Regions from separate parts of the Mus musculus genome. Here region 2 is linked to region 1. A link is a loop called in an ENCODE intact Hi-C map of the cell type or tissue named here. Cell type or tissue: gastrocnemius. All regions are shown on one strand.

What was found. A loop is a pair of places that touch in the nucleus more often than their neighbours do. Peaks named below come from ENCODE experiments on the same cell type or tissue, not always from the same donor. Only the 100,000 strongest peaks of a DNase experiment are listed, where the experiment ranks them.
Region 2: it touches region 1 in a loop (2.7-fold over the local background); 3 of 42 quality-filtered maps call a loop at or near these places.

Annotation. Positions count from the first base shown.
Region 1 is chr7:67,615,737-67,623,736 of GRCm38, forward strand. Lrrc28 (leucine rich repeat containing 28) reads right to left here. Exons shown (of 10, transcript NM_175124.5): 4 at 3,338-3,375; 5 at 2,257-2,394. Among named protein-coding and RNA genes, the nearest start is that of Lrrc28, 25 kb to the right of the region's middle. In gastrocnemius, a CTCF peak has its summit at 4,351; a DNase peak (open chromatin) is centred at 4,338; H3K27ac peaks cover 2,886 bases.
Region 2 is chr7:67,509,800-67,517,799 of GRCm38, forward strand. It overlaps Lrrc28 (leucine rich repeat containing 28), which reads right to left. Exons shown (of 10, transcript NM_175124.5): 10 at 3,611-5,379. The coding sequence ends at 5,307. Among named protein-coding and RNA genes, the nearest start is that of Gm34079, 7.0 kb to the right of the region's middle. In gastrocnemius, no CTCF peak of the experiment used is centred here; DNase peaks (open chromatin) are centred at 4,022, 4,791 and 5,282; H3K27ac peaks cover 1,559 bases.

The sequences.
Region 1 (8,000 bases):
CAACCTACTGGATGCTTAATGTTCACTTTTCTTTTACTCTAACACGTCTGACCTAGTACCTGAGAAGGTTATCACAGTACAGTGTAATAATCCAGAAAATGAGGCAGATCAACTTTCACAATCCGCCACGCACACCCCACCCTGTCTCTTCCAAACTTCCTAGGAAAGCATTGCTCCTGCTTCCATCAGCCACCCACAACTGGAGCAGGGGAATGCCGAGAGGAGGCAGACACAGAAGCAGACAACAGCAGGACTCCGCAATCCAACAGAGGAAGAACAAGTTTTAGAACCACTCTTCTAAGTCATGGTAAGTTTCAGACACTGATATAGCACTGAGCCTCACAGCAATTTGGACATGCAGAGTCCAACTGTGTACACTCTTCAGAGCAGTTCTCGAGAGCTCGGGCTACCCTTATGGCCTTTTATATGTGTCCTGTGCTAATTTATATCCTGAATACTTTTTCTCAATTAGTGGCTATGACATTGTTTTCAAAGGTATTTCAAGGACACACGTGCGTGCACACACACACACACACACACACACACACACACACACACATGCATGCACGCACATGGCAGCCCATATGCATACACATACCAGACAGACAAACCACCACAGTAAAATGGGAAGCCTTTTGAGGGAATATAGCATAAAAATCAGCTACAGAACAGGATGGAGTCTCTATGTAGGAGGGGCTACCAACACATATCAGCCAGTGTCTACAGATGAAGAGCAACAACAGGAGAGACTCCCCCATTTCTTTGCTTCATACTATATCTCAAAACACAGCCCATCATCAGGGAGATGTTTAGACTTGTTCCCAATACAATCCAATATTTGAAATGACCTCCCAATGAGATGTATGCACGTGGGGCAAGGAAGTAGGAGGCCTGTCCAGAGCTACACAGAGTGCCTAGGAAGACGACCAACTACTCTTGGCCAGACGTGGTGGCACAGACCTGTCTTCTCAGTACTCGGGAGGCAGAGACAGGTAGAGCTGTGGGAGTTCCAGGACACCCAGGGCTACACAGTGAGTGAGACCCTATCTCAAAACAGAACAAAACAAAACAACCTACTCATGGCTCACCTAAAAGCTCCTATTCAAGACACCCAGTTGCTGCAGAATAAAATATCACTCAAAACAGGGACAGCCAAGTGCATAGGACAGAAACAAAGCTGGGAAACTAAAAAAAAAAAGAAAAAAAAGAAAAAGAAAAAAAAAAAGCATGCCTGAATTCCTGCGGAACAGAAGTGTAGATAAAACAAGTTATATGAAAGCAGTCAGGAAATAAATACCTTCAGTGGTTAGTAAGAGGCAGTCGAATGATGTTAGAAAAACACCATTAACTTCTGGGAATGCACCGGACGGAAATGACCACATTCCACCACAAAATGTGATACACAGCAAAGAACAAAGAGCAGAACAACCATATGGAGCAGAAGTGCTGTGTCTTTATATGTATATAAGCAGGGTTTGCAAGCATTTGATTCATGCATTTCATTCTTTTGTTTGAATTTTGAGGCAGGGTCTCTTGTATCTTAGGCTGGCCTTGAACCCACCAAGGAGCTGAGGCCAACCTTGAACTTCTGATCTTCCTGTATTACCTTATCTGGTTTATACAGTGCTGGAGGCTAAATCCAGGGCTTCATACATGCTCGGCAAGCACTCTACCAACTGAACTACATTTCCAGCACCCTATTACACATGTGTTAGCATCAAACACGAAAACTATCCCTGTTGCGACATTTTCTGGGCAATCTTCAAAAAGAGCATCTAACTCGCTGGATGTTTAAACAGAGAACTTGGAAGTTGGAATGATCAAACCCTGCAAAATAATGTTCTTCACTGACCTGAAAGTTCCTGCATTGAATATAGTTGGTAGCAGTATGAGGTTAAATATTATTTAAGTTTTTAATTAATACTATTTTTACAAAAAGACACCTTAAGCGTCCAAATTTACTCACATTCTTTGATGTGAAATTCAGAGCCAACAGCTCTTCACACAATCACCTTGCCCAGCAGTGAGAAGAGTGATGAGCGGACACTCATCAAAACCCCAGCAGTGGCCCCAAAACACACACACACTATCCTCTCACATTTACACCGGGTTCTCAGAACGCTTGGTCAGGTTTCACCTACAGTCCTTCGTTCCATCCTTAAACAGATACTTGTAAATACATCTAACACCAGCTGCTGGTGTGCACGGTACTGAAAACAGATTCCGGACACACAGAAACTATACAGTCAGGGTTACCTGGAGGTAGGAACTGTAGCTGGTTATTAGCTAATCGAAGATGACGCAACGCTCTCAGACCACCGATTTCTGGGCAAACGATCTCTAAGGCATTGTCACTGAGATCCAGACACTGGAGTTTCACGAGGGACCCGATGGCTTCAGGGAGAAAAGGAAGGGAGAAGCAGAATGAGTGTGACTCAGTGTTCCTAGGCGAACGCTTCGCTCTTGACTCTGTCTTTCACTCACAGGACTTGAAAATGAAGTTATTAAAGTGGAAAGCATCTCTTGAGATAAAATTAACTTAAGAACAAGTAAAAACATTAACACAATGGGGGAATGTGCGACTAAATAAAGAATTTGAAGATGAACCCAGCTGGGGTGGTCCTGGGAGGCTGAAGCAGGAGAGTAGTTTGAAGCCAGCAGGGAGACACAGGAGCCCACCTCAGATGGCATCACTAAGAGCAGGGTCTGGGAAGTGGCTCAGCTGCTTAAGTGCTTGTCTTGCCAGCAAGGAAACCTGAGCCCAGACCCTAAAACCCTACATTTAAAAAGCTCTGCAGCACATGCCTGTAACCAGAGCTGGGGACGCAGCAGCACATGCCTGCAACCAGAGCTGGGGGCGCAGAGAGGGTCTAGGTTGACCCTGCTTGGTGAGTACCAGACCAGGGGAGATTTCCCTCAAAAAAAAGACATCTGAGGAACAAGTTACAAAGTGGTCCTCTGCTACCCTCTTCCCACACACTCCCTCCCCACAACACCCCCCCATAAGAATTTTAAAGAATCTATTATTTTATATGTAACTAAATTCTTAGTTAATTGCACCAAGTACTTAGTTTACTATTTCCCAACAGCAGTTTGTCTAGTAATTTTCCTGGCCATTTATTGTCTTATTAGATGTCTCCATTTAATCTGTCTTAGCTGGACTTACATTTTAAAGCAAATAAATTGAAAGTCCTTTAAATTAAAATTCCCTAACTTACCAACCAAAATAGGTTTAAGGAGCTAGAGATAGAAAGACAGGGTCCGGGGCTCATCAAATTTTTATAAAGCAAAATATAAATGACACTGTTTTCAAACTAAGAATTATAAGTATGCTTACCTTCTGGAACCACAACTATGTTATTTGAGTGAAGGTACCTGTGACAAAAGGAGGGGAAAGTTGCTGTCATTATTCAGTATTTTGTCAGATAACCAGCTAATACAAGCTCTGTTTGAAAACTTATCAAATATAAGCAAAACTTCCAAAACACACAGACATAACAACAGCTAATGCTTTGAGAGTAATATGCTAAATAACAAATATTAAATATATCTTCTGATTTAGTCATTTTAAAATCATTAATATAAAAAAATCATAAGGTATTTAACCTCATTAAAAAATTTCTAGTTCCATAGGCTGGAGAGACGGCTCAGAGGTTACTCCAGATTCCCGTTCAATTCTCAGCAACACCATGTGATATTTTATAACCACCTTCAGTTAGATGTAAGGCCCTCTTTTGGTGTGCAAGCATACATGTAGGCAGAACACACTATATATAGTAAATAAATAAATCTTTTTTAAAATTACTAGTACATCTAGTTCATTAAATTATTTAGGTTTTCAGAAATATATTTACTGTGTAAAGAAAAATCAATACCTATTGTGTAAAAGGAAAGATCAGTTTTAGTTTCTAAACAGTAAAAGTGGACTGAAGACAATTCTAACTGGCTCAGCTAGCCATTAAGAGAGAGCACTTGTTCTTACAGGGTCCCAGCACCCACTTGGTGCCTCCTAACCGTCTATAATTCCAATTCCAGAAAACAAGCACCCTTTTCTTCACTACACAGGCCCTAGGTGTGCATATGGCACGTACATACTTGCAGGGAAAATACCCAAACAAAATAATCTTTAAAACAAAACAAACAGAAAACTCTTAAAGATGTCTCTAGTTGGCATGCTTACTGTAACCCAAGAATAGAGATTAGATGTTCACTAACGTCTCCGCAGAAATACTCAGATGCCAAGACACAGAAATCTGACTTCTCAGCAGCAGAAGTCTTCTTTAAAAAGACCTACAAGTCCAGGCTTGTCTAAGTCATCAACACTTTCCCACTGAAGCATCTTTGGCACACTCTGGTGGGGACTCCAGGTACCATCTGAAACTATATATATTCAGAGCTACATGCCATGACTGCCAGAGATCGTACAGTAAAAATAAAATCAGTAATAAAACTGATTTTCTTGTGAGGTAGGACAACTCGATTTTAGAACACTTGATTTCAAACCAGCCAATTTATTGTAGGTAAAAAAATAAATCCCCAAAGTATTTTAAAATATAACTTAGAAATTTTCTTTCATGTTTTGACTATCTTTAGTGAGTGCTAAAATGTCAGTAAGAACAGAATTATAAAAGCAGAAAAATTGTGAAGGCTTTTTTTATGCCGAATTAAACCAGTGCTGTACAGAATGTTAACCTGTGGGTTCTGAAATCAGCTAAGACCAGACACACTCAGATGTGAGATTTTTTTCTTCCAGGAAATACCTAAGGGCTTTTCACTAATGACTCTAAGGTTTGAAACCAGCTTTTCAAAAGATACTATGAAGAGAAGCGACCAGGCTGTCTGACAAGATCACATCCTCAGGAGAAGACAAGGAAAGCTGAGGAGAAACAAGCACCCCTGCCATGCCACTTGGCCACCAAGCATTCCCTCTCCTTCCTTCCATGTTCCATCACCACTGGCTGACAGAGGAGAGACCTGAGCCTAGAGTGTCTGCTCTTCTTGACAGTCAATCAAGCAACAAAGCCTTTTCTTTTGGCAAAAGCTGCAGTCATAGGACTGGCTTCTGTGTTTGCCAGGAAGTAAGCCTTCACTTGATAACTATGTGACACAATTTAACCAAGTGTGCACTCTAAAACTCATTCTTCACTCTGTGTATATGAATTGATTACACATTTTGAACTCAATACTTTGGAAACATTCTTTTTTTTTGGTTTTTCGAGACAGGGTTTCTCTGTATAGCCCTGGCTGTCCTGGAACTCACTTTGTAGACCAGGCTGGCCTCGAGCTCAGAAATCCGCCTGCCTCTGCCTCCCGAGTGCTGGGATTAAAGGCGTATGCCACCATGCCCAGCTCCTTTGGAAACATTCTTGTTCAAGGTCATTTGTGCCAAAAAACTGTAAATCAATGTGCAGGTACACTCACTACAGTATGTAAATATGAACAGATGCCATCACATAAAAATCACAAAAAAAAAAGAGTACCCATTATTATGACTGAAACTTAACAACACATTTTAATACACTAATGTGTCTATATTAAAATAAAGATGCTATATACCACTAGAGTGTTCCTGATCCTAACTACACATTGGAACTATCAGGGTCTCCAAAAGATCACTCATTTGTGCACTAAGTACAATGCAATCCCAATTCCACAAATCATTTTAGGAGACAACAAACTGAGAGTCCACGTGGAACAGGCAGCAAGCCCTTTCTTAGTAACTGGGTGACAGGTCCCCCAGAGCACCCCACTGCCTTTATTGAACCTTCATAGTCACATACAGTCACAAAAGAGCATGATGGCCCGTGTCTGGGGGACTAGAGGACGGATGTATGGAGCTAGTTTTCATATTTTGCTGAAATACGGCCAGAAATCAAATTCATACTAGTACACATACCACTTAAGGGTACAGTCACTTTGGCAAATGACTTGGTCTTTTTGTGTTATTTTATAATCAACTGAAACAAAGTGTTATTCACTATGTTAACATCAATGTTTTAGTGTTGACAAATGTCCCATGGAACTCATGTTAACCCAGGGGAAACGGGGTGAGGGGTATACCAGAACAGCCTGTGCTATCTTTACAACTTCCCTGTAACCATGAAACATACACTACAGTAAAAAGCTCTCTTCTTAATTGAAGGAACAGGACTTCCACTTCTAGACATAATGAGTAACAGGGACCAGACTGACCTGCCTGCTATAAACAAGGGAAAGCCAGATGGGATCTATGAAACAACTATTTTCAGACAGTGACAACAGGTGACAAAGACTATATTTCCAAAAAAAAAAAAAAAAAGAACTAGCAAGGCAAGTAGGGAGATTCTGAACTATGGAATAGGAAGAGAATTCCTAGGTTATGGGGCCTCTATCAGGACTGAAGCAGTTAGCAGCCAAGGGGAATGGCTTCAGGAAACAATGGAACTACTCCCCGACTCCCCACCCCCGAAAAACAGCTCCAGTAACTTAAAAGATCCCATAACCCTTTGCTGAATTCAATAAAACGCACATGCATAAGAGAAACAGGGCAAAACAAAACAAACAAACAACAACCAGGCAAACAACCAAAACAGGAGAAAAGCTATCAGCTGAACAGCACACAAAGCTCTCTGGACCAAGAGGCATACATTCCAGTGCACTGCCAAGCCCTGCCCTTACCCAGGCCAACCAGAGAAAGCCTAGAGAGGCCTTTGCAAGAGAGCTAACCTATCCTTAGATCTGAGATTGCTCCTAGTCTAAGCAAACCATATAAGAACCAAACACAAATGCCAGCAAACACAGCAAAAACAAAAAAGAAAAGAAAATACATTACTATGTAAGATTTATAAAACTCACCATCCAAGTGATGAAAACAACCCCAAACTGGAAGAAAAAAAATCAATACAAATAAACCCACTAAGCAAGTGATTAGCAAATAAGGACATTTAAATAATTATAGTGACCACAGTCAGGAAGCTAGATGAAAATTATGAACATTGTAAGAACTATAAAATTTAAAGAAAATGAAATGTCTATAGATCAAAGATACCTATATATAAAATGAGAATATATAATATATAAAATCACTGGATGAAATTAACATAGTAACTTACCTCAAGGGCAGAAAAATAGTTTATCAAAACTGAAGCACAACACGAAAGACACTGAAAAAGAGCTGTCCTGCCCATTATGGGATGCACCTGACAGTCTGATGAGCAGGCAAGAGTCTCACAGGTCAGGGCCAAAGACCAAGCAGAGGGATAAAAACATGTGCTGCACCAATGTCTGGAGTTACCCAAAGAAGAAAATAAACCCCAGAAGCTCAGAACACACAAAGAAAACAAGAGCATGGAGTTCTAGTTCCTACAAAGTGGAGTGAAAAGATGGAGGCTCCTGGGGCTGAGCAGAGCTCCACAGAAGGCAGAGTTACTTACTCAGCACCACCACCACAAAAATAAATTAATTTCGTTTTAAAAGGAAACTCCTCAGACTAGATCAAGAGAACAAAAAAGTCCATCTTACATACAAAAAATTAAATAGAAAAGCAAGAGACGTGTCCTGATGAACTGCAAGCTAGAGGGAATGAACGCCTCCAAATGCCAAAAGACAGACATATTAACAACCAAGATCCCTAATCCTGGGACTACAACAACAAAAGCGTGACTTCAGGGAAGGACAAGAAAACCACCGAGTCTCAGGCGTCTCCACTTGAGATCAAAGCATCAGACAGAAGAGCACAGCTGATGCACTAGAGTGCTTCTAAGCAGACAACGTTACTATGCAACAGAACAAAGGATGAAGAGATGAGCTGTGTCCTAGACAGTATGAGTAACACCAGGAAGAAGACTGTTTATAGACTACATCGGGAACCATTAAAACCTACACATAAGAACTGACGCAAGACACACATGACAGACAGGTGCATGAAGAGGTTCAGCATCACCAGCCATTAGACACACACAAGGGAAGCCCCACCGATAGAGGCCATGGTCACATCAGAATGGCCGTGATGAGAAACAGCG
Region 2 (8,000 bases), 110 kb before region 1:
TCAAGACAGGGTTTCTGTGTAGCCTTAGCCATCCTGGAACTCACTCTATGGACCAGGCTGGTCTTGAACTCAGGGATCTGCCTGCCTCTGCCTCTGCCTCTGGAGTGGGATTAAAGGTGTGGGCCTGCCACCGCTGCCACCACTACCTGGCTTGGAAATGGATCATCTTAACTGACCAAAGTCTTGTTGCTCTTCTGGCAGCTCAAACATGTTGGACGCAGCTTGTCAAGTTTTCACTGTTGTTAGTGCATTCGGCTTCAGAATTTACGTTTCATATTTTCTATTTGGTAAACATCACTTTTGCACTCTCCCCACGCTGGCCTGAAACACTGTAGGGGTAACTGAGACAGACAACCTTCTTGCCTCTACTTGCCAAGTTGGGGATTGCAGATATTTGCCACCATGGAACCCAGGGCTTCACATGTTCCAGGAAGGCGCTTTTACCAACAGAGCTACATCCTGGTTCCTGCCTTTGGTGTTTTTAGACATGTGTTTTCTATACTTCAGAATATTTAAATTAACATGCTATAAAGTCTTTGTCTAAAAATTCGATGTCAGGACTTCTTCAGGTACAGTTTCCACTTGTTTTTCTTACATAATTTGTTTTACTTTTTTTTTTTTGGTCTGGAAAACTGGACACTTTGGAGGATACTGTGGTGACTCAGGTCCTACTTACGCAGCCCCTAAGCGGTTTCCTATAGCTGTGGCTTTGGTTTTAGTGAGTCTAAGTGGTTCAGCAGTGTCTCTATCTTTGTGATAATTGTGCACTCGTGTCTGCTCTGGCGGTTTAGTGATCAGCTAATGGTGGGACAGAGACTTCCCTACCTGAGCCAGTAAGTCTCACCACGCGTTCTTGGGACTCAGGGGACACATTGGGGCAATCCTGCAACATGCAGAGGTGACAATGCTGCTTTTGGCTTTGTCTGCTTTTACAGAACCTCAAGGGCAACCTGAGACAAGTGCTTTGGATACTACCAGGCCTTTCTTGAACAAGAATAGGACCCTCTGGACATGCAGAGCTCTGCATTGTGAGTGTCCATCTGACTACTCTCAGGAAAGGGACATCAAAGCTTCCTTCCTCAAACCCTCTGGCTGCCTCATTCCTTTAAAATGCTTAGCCCATGGCTAGTTCCACAGGCCACCCACTAGATCTAGCAGCCACATGGTAATCAATTCTCTGAAGATCTCCCAGCAAATGTAGCATTGGAAAAGCTGTGATCACAGCTGGCAAGCTCACATGATCTGGAAATGAGGACCCGAGAAAGGCCCAGCCATCCTGCCCCACCGTGTGGCCCCTGCACAGCTGCTAGCTCAGTTTTGTGTCCTGCAGTAGAGATGGGAACGGGGCAGGTTATTATAATCAAGGCCCCCCAGTCTGTCGAGGCCCATCAAACACTGCCTGGATTGCTGCACTTTTTAGTAATTGTTGAGTTCTGAAAAAAAGTGGATTCTAACACCCTGGACAATTTTCTCTTTGCTTTTATACAGTATGGAGAATTTTCAAATGTCTTTTACCCACCACTTTACTGGCTCTGACCAAAATATATAATGTCCCCTTTCCCTTAACAAAATGAATTTGTTTGAAACAGTGAAGACTCTACCACCTACGTTTCTGAGCATTCACATAATTCAAGTTCAGTTATTCTAAAGATATCAATTATTCCATAAGCGTATGACCAAACTACACATAATACACATTTTAGACAAAGACTATGCTCCAAGTGAATGTATGTGTACGTACATGTACATACACACACCCCCTTAGGACAGTATGAAGAAAGAAAACCTGATAGTCTTTATACAGATAAAAAGGTAATCCTCTCCCTACAGCAAAGTGACAAACCCAAACCTAGTAACTCTTGTGTATTAATTACATGTAAAAATGATCTCCAACCCACCCTCTGTCCCGCCTTCGCTGTGGCTGCCAGCACTTCGCTGTCTCTGAAGTGCAAAGGAGCATGCAGTCAGTCCCGCATGCTTCAAAGGGCATCTTAGACTGAGAAGCACCGTCTTTTTCTGAGGATGACAGTCGCTGGGCTATGCTCAATGCCTTTCCTACAGACACCTGCATCACTTAGATCACTAGCTCATGTCACTGGGAGGTACTTCCTGGATGGGGACAGTCACACTTGGGTTTAAACATGGAGCTCTTTTCAGGGGTATGTGCTCGTTGAATCCTCTCTGCTTTAAGAAAAGGCAGGATGTTCAGAGTTCCTGGGGAAACACAGCAGAGCTTCACGGGGGCAAACTAGAAGGCAATCACAAAACTCAAATTATGTGCTGGCCCAGGGTTCTATTACAGTTCACAAATATAAAGAGTGCATTATGTCTCAGTATCTAGTCACCGGAGCTTTCATGGTGTCTGTCCATTCCCAATCTGGGTTCATAATTTAAAAATAAATTTTAATTTCCACCGAAGCATTTATCACACCTGAGCTTTCTATAGTCAAAATAAGGTCTGAGTTTTCAACCTGAGAAATTGAACTTTACTAATAACTTTAAAGCTGGTTTGAAAGTCCCCGGAGACTGTGAAATACATGTATATATTTAAACAAAATTGCACGTGGAGCCTGTAAAGTGGTGAAGGATTCTTCTTAGACTGTATTTTAACTCATCATCCTCGATGTGAGACAAACGTGAGATGCTTGTCAGTCAGTCGGTGAGTTGTCTGTGAAAGGCTGTCGTGAGTGTTCATGACCAAAAGTGGTTCAAGAAGAGGACCAGAGAGCAAGCCCAGTTCACCACTCTGCTCTGCCAGTCAGAGTTGAAACTCCTCAACAACTAAAAGTTACTATATAAATGCATAAAACTGTCAACATTTAAATTACACATATGCAATATGTATATCTATTACACATATATACTAGTTGAAAATACAGAATTTTTCACTTGCACAATGTTAATGTAATCAGGACTTTTTTTTGCTATGGTAACAATTATACTGAAAAGCATCAGTGGAGAATCAACTAAAAAGGCCTCTTTGGTTCGATTATACATCATAGAAAGACCTGTCCTCAAAGGCTAGCTTAGCTTTTAACTTAGCATTAATCAACCACACATGGGATGAAGATGAAAACTTACCTAAACAGATTACATTTTCCAAGCAGCCTTATTATATTATTATTATTGTATGAAATATCTGTCTATCTGATCAGAAGAAACAACATATAGGGCTGGAGGTATAGCTCAGCAATAGGGTACTTACTCAGCATGCAGTATCTCCAGGAAAGGGAGGGAGAAGAAGGAAGGGGGAAGAGGGAGAGAAGGACAGAGGGAGGGAGGGAACGAGGGAGAGGGAGGAAAGAAGATACAAAATAAGTCTTGCTTTTTTCCCAAAGCTTTAGACACAACTGGAGTACACAGCATACAGGCAGGATCCCCTCGGTTGATAGCAGCTTTTTATAATAGCAAAAGATTAATGATGATGTCAGGGAGTCCAGCACAAGGTCTCCATGAGGAACAGCACCAGAGAAACCACCTTGTAAGTTCTACTTCTCATCAATTAAGTCCAGATACTGTACCCTAAGGTTGAGAGTGACAGCCTAGAGGTTGTGTGTCCAGGCCCTGCTGTGGTTCAGTACACTGCAGTAACAGGAGGAGAGAAGACACCTGGAGTGTAAACACCTTTATTAAGAATTTAAACAAGTTAGAACAAAAGTATCCCACACCTTCTCTCAATGAGAATTCCTGAGTATCAGGGTGACATTTCATAGCTCCACTTAAGACATAAGATGGTCGAGGGCAAAACACAGATGCAGCCCTGTGTTTCCCTGTCGTTCAATTAAGTCAAGCACGGATGTGAAGTGTCAGGCCACATTTTCCTGCCTTCAGCTTATATACATGTCGGGGTTGTGCTGAAACTTCCATTCTTCCGAAAGGATGAAAGAAGAGATACACTTGATCCAGACGCTCAGCTCCTATTATACTGTAGGCCTTTGAAATATTAAGGCTGAACAGAGCAAGTTGTGAAAGGGACGGGAGGAAGTAGGGACAGTGGCCACACATGGCATGCATGGCCGCTTTCTGCCTCTGCCATTACTTGGAAGAGTCTGCTTTTCAGGCAGCAGGTGGTGTGACTGCAAAGAGATCACACACTTGTCAGTAACTATGTAGGATTTTTGGCACTGTTAGAGCCTAGAATTACAGTCAGGCTGGCTAACAAAATGTCACCAACCAAAGTTTTGGGAAATAGCTTTCCCACCAAGCAAGCCTTCTTGATTCCCCTTTCAGTCTTGTCTTACATAAATCATACCAGTAAACAGAGAACTTTTACCCCCCCCCCAAAGCAGCCCAACGAACACCTGAAAGTAAAACAGATTATGGTGGCATCCTTTCAGAGGAAGAGCCAATCAGCTGTCCCCCCAGAGAGCTCATCTCTCTGGCAAGGGAAAGCTCATGGGATTTTTGCAAAGGTGGGATGTGGACCCGTTCATTCCTTCTGTTTCCCTAGGGAGAAGTCAGAGGAAAATGAAGGCAATTTCATGTACCGGGTAAATACCACTAAGCCCCATCCACAGCAGAGCATCAGATGCCTCAAACTTCCCAATTATAGGAAAATCTTAGCAAAAAAAAAAAAAAAAAAATTCAAAACTTCTTTTTCTATAGTAGTTTAGAACAAAAGTATATTTAATTTGTGTCTACATTTTTGTTTTTAAATCCCTCTCAAAAAATGTCTTCCTAGGTTGCAAAACTTAGAAATAAGACAGGAAGTTTCCAGAGGGCGTGTGCTCTGGAGCCAGCTGTGCCTCTGCAGGAGCCTAGCTGCTCCAGCCCGGGCACCCTGCCCTGCTATGCTGGCTGCTGAGGCCATAGGCGTTGCAGAGACTCTAGAAAGTGACAAGTTTCCAATGGAGAAGCTCCTAAGAATAATCTCCAGGGGAAATCATCCTCTGGGGGAAGGCAGGATCATCACCAAACGTATGTCATCCAACAGTTAATTTGGTTCTATTATCAAATTAAGAGTTCTTCAGGGAACTGCAGCTCGCTTTAAATTAGATGTGGGGAAGCTCATTTGACTAAGTTTATATATGAGACACACTCACATACAAAGAAAAACACAGAAGACAACACGTCCTTCATTTGGGGGAGGATGTATTCCGACTTGAGGGAAAAGCGAAGGCCTTTTAGTTGTGAAGCCCAATCAGGACATTCCCAGAGTTCAGCACGGCCCTCCTCAGGACAGGGCAGGCAGGATGGAAGGGTCTGTCCTGCCTGGCTGGACTCTCCTGGCCTGGCCGCACACACTGGCGATGGAAGGCAGTCGCAGTGGCTGAGCTGGCAGTGCTCCTAAGGCTCTCGAGTGTTTATCAACACAGCAGGTTAAAAGTCCGCAGACACTGGGTGGAGCAGCAGTAAGCCACGAAGCCAATACTTGTCCTCCTGGGGGTGGGGAGAGACAGAGGGAGAGAGGAACACTGTTAGCTCAGGAGTGCAGCGTCTGGTTCTTCCCCACTGGAGACACTTCATTCTTTGTTAGAACAAGTGACTAGGCATGAATAGCAGATTGCATTGTAGAAATGTAAGGTGCCGTTTTCAATCTAAGCCCAGGCTGCAGGTAAGGCGTGTGTGTGCATGTGTGCCCCTTCTGTTAGAGGGTTTGGATGACAACCATACCTGTTAACAGCTAAGCTTTTTCATCTTCTAAAGGGCAATCAAAGAACATGAAATACATTATAAAAGTCTCAGCTAAGTATATTTTTTCACATCTATATTTCCATTACCTGGAGGCTGAGGCAGGAGGATTGCTATGGGTTCCAGGGCAGCCTGAGGTACAGAGTCAGACCCTGTCTCAAAACGAAAACAACAACAACAACAACATAAAAAGAAAAAGCACCACCAATTTAGCTATAAAACACACAGGCTGCAGAGCGTGAGTCCTCCCTACCATCTGAAGGAATCCATCCTCACGCATTCGCACAGAGCGCTCACAGAATAATTTCAGAAGGCTTATGTGACTCCAAGGTCTTACATAATGGAGATGCTCTTCTCCTGCTTGGGCACCTTTGCCTGGTGAGTCACGAGTTCCCTGGGGATCCTCATGTGCTTTGGACAGCACAGGCTCGTAGAGGCTCCTCTTCCCACCCAGAGAGCCGACGTCTGGTGTGGGGAGAGTGCTTTGCTGTTTTCCCAGGACGGCCTGTGCTGACTGCTCAGCACTGAATCCTAACTCTGCCTTTCTCCCTTGAAGCTGCACTGCTCATCATGTGCACTCAAAATGTCAGATGGAGTGACAGAGAGTGGCAAGGCTCTGGGAGAGCGAGCAGTTGGAACACTCAAAAGCCACAGCATCATGGAAGTCTGTGGGGTGAGAGAGCCAGTTCTGACTGAACAGAATTAAAGACCAACCAAACTAACTAACCAAAACTCAGATATGCTTAATGTCTTCCAGCCCCAGTTCAAGACACAGTGAGAGAATTTCTATGGTGACCCTTAAAAAATAATTTTCTCATGAGCTAAAAGATATGGCTGAAGCCCACATTCAGAGGATAGCAAATCAGATACCAGACTAAAGGTATCTTGTTTTTCATATGTAAGTGTGTGTAGTGTGGGTGCCTGTTTGAATGTGCATGTGTATGCATAAATGTGGGGACCAGATGCAGATACAGTGCATCTTCCTTGATCTTCCCGCCTTGTATACTGAGGCAGGGGTTCCTCGGTTGAACCTAGAGCTCTCAGTTCAACTAGACTGGCTGCTTGGCTCACTTTTCCTGGGGACTGGAATTACAGACAAGGTGGTCTGCCAACACCACTTTATGTAGGTGCTGTGGATCCCAACTGAAGCTGGCCCACCTGTGCATCAATTACTGCTTAGCGCTGGGAAAGGGCTATGTGAAGGTCTTTAGGTAAGGCAAAGATCTGGGTTGATGAGGACAGGAACTTAAGGCTTTGAACAGAACTAATCTAAGAATCTTGAGCCTTTAGAAATTTCATCATATTGGAAACCAATCTATCTCCTAAGAACATTAATGTTCTCTTACATAAAAAAGGTTTCAATGGCCTCCCGTAGGGTGGCTGCTGGAGAAGGAAGTGCCTAGCCTCTCTATTGAGGCAGGACCCATCGTCACCAATACTCAAGGCCTGTAGTACCACAGAGAGACATAAGGGACAGTATGAACATTTTTCAATACATAAACTTGTCAGCCTAGAAGATCATTATCTTGAAGAACACAAATGGCCAGAATTCACCTCTGCTAACCCATGGAACCTGTGACCACTGAAGAGGTTGGATTTGTCATTTAAAAGATATTCCATTACCAGATGGGTTTCTTAGACCCTAACAGTTAAATCCTAACAAGTAAAGACCAATAAGGCTTTAATACAATTTCCTTTACAGAAAGGAAGAGTTTCCAACTCATGAGGACAATATTTGCTTGACTCCCAAATCAAACAGAAACCAAACAAACAAAACCTGAGCCCCAGAACATTATAGACTAACATCTCTCATGAGAATAGACTAAAAGTTACTCAACAAGTAACATCAAAAGGGATTAAAACAACAAACAAACAGACTATACACAGAGATCAAGGGAGAGCCACTCTGGGCATGTAAGGGGCTGAATAGTTGAATCTATCAATGCGTCAACAAGCTAACTAAGGAGAATCATGTGATCTTAATAACACTTATACAAAGCATTTAAGCTGGGAGTAGTGCTTCATGCTGGGAAGACGAGAGCTGAGAGGATACAACAGGACAACGGTCATGAATTAATGGCTAGCTTGGATTACATAGTGAGTTCTAGTCCAACCATGATTACAGAATAAGACCTGTACCTCTAAAGAAAGAAAGGACTGGAGAGATGGCTCAGAGGTTAAGAACACTGTCGCTCTTGCAGAGGACCTGGTTTCAGTTCTCAGCACCTACATGGTGGTTCACAACTATCTGTAATCCCAGTCTAGAGGACCCAACAGGCATGTATGTGTGCATATACATATATGCAGGCAGTAATATACAAAATAAAATAAAGAGAGAAAGAGGACGGCAGGGGAGAGAGGAAGGAAGG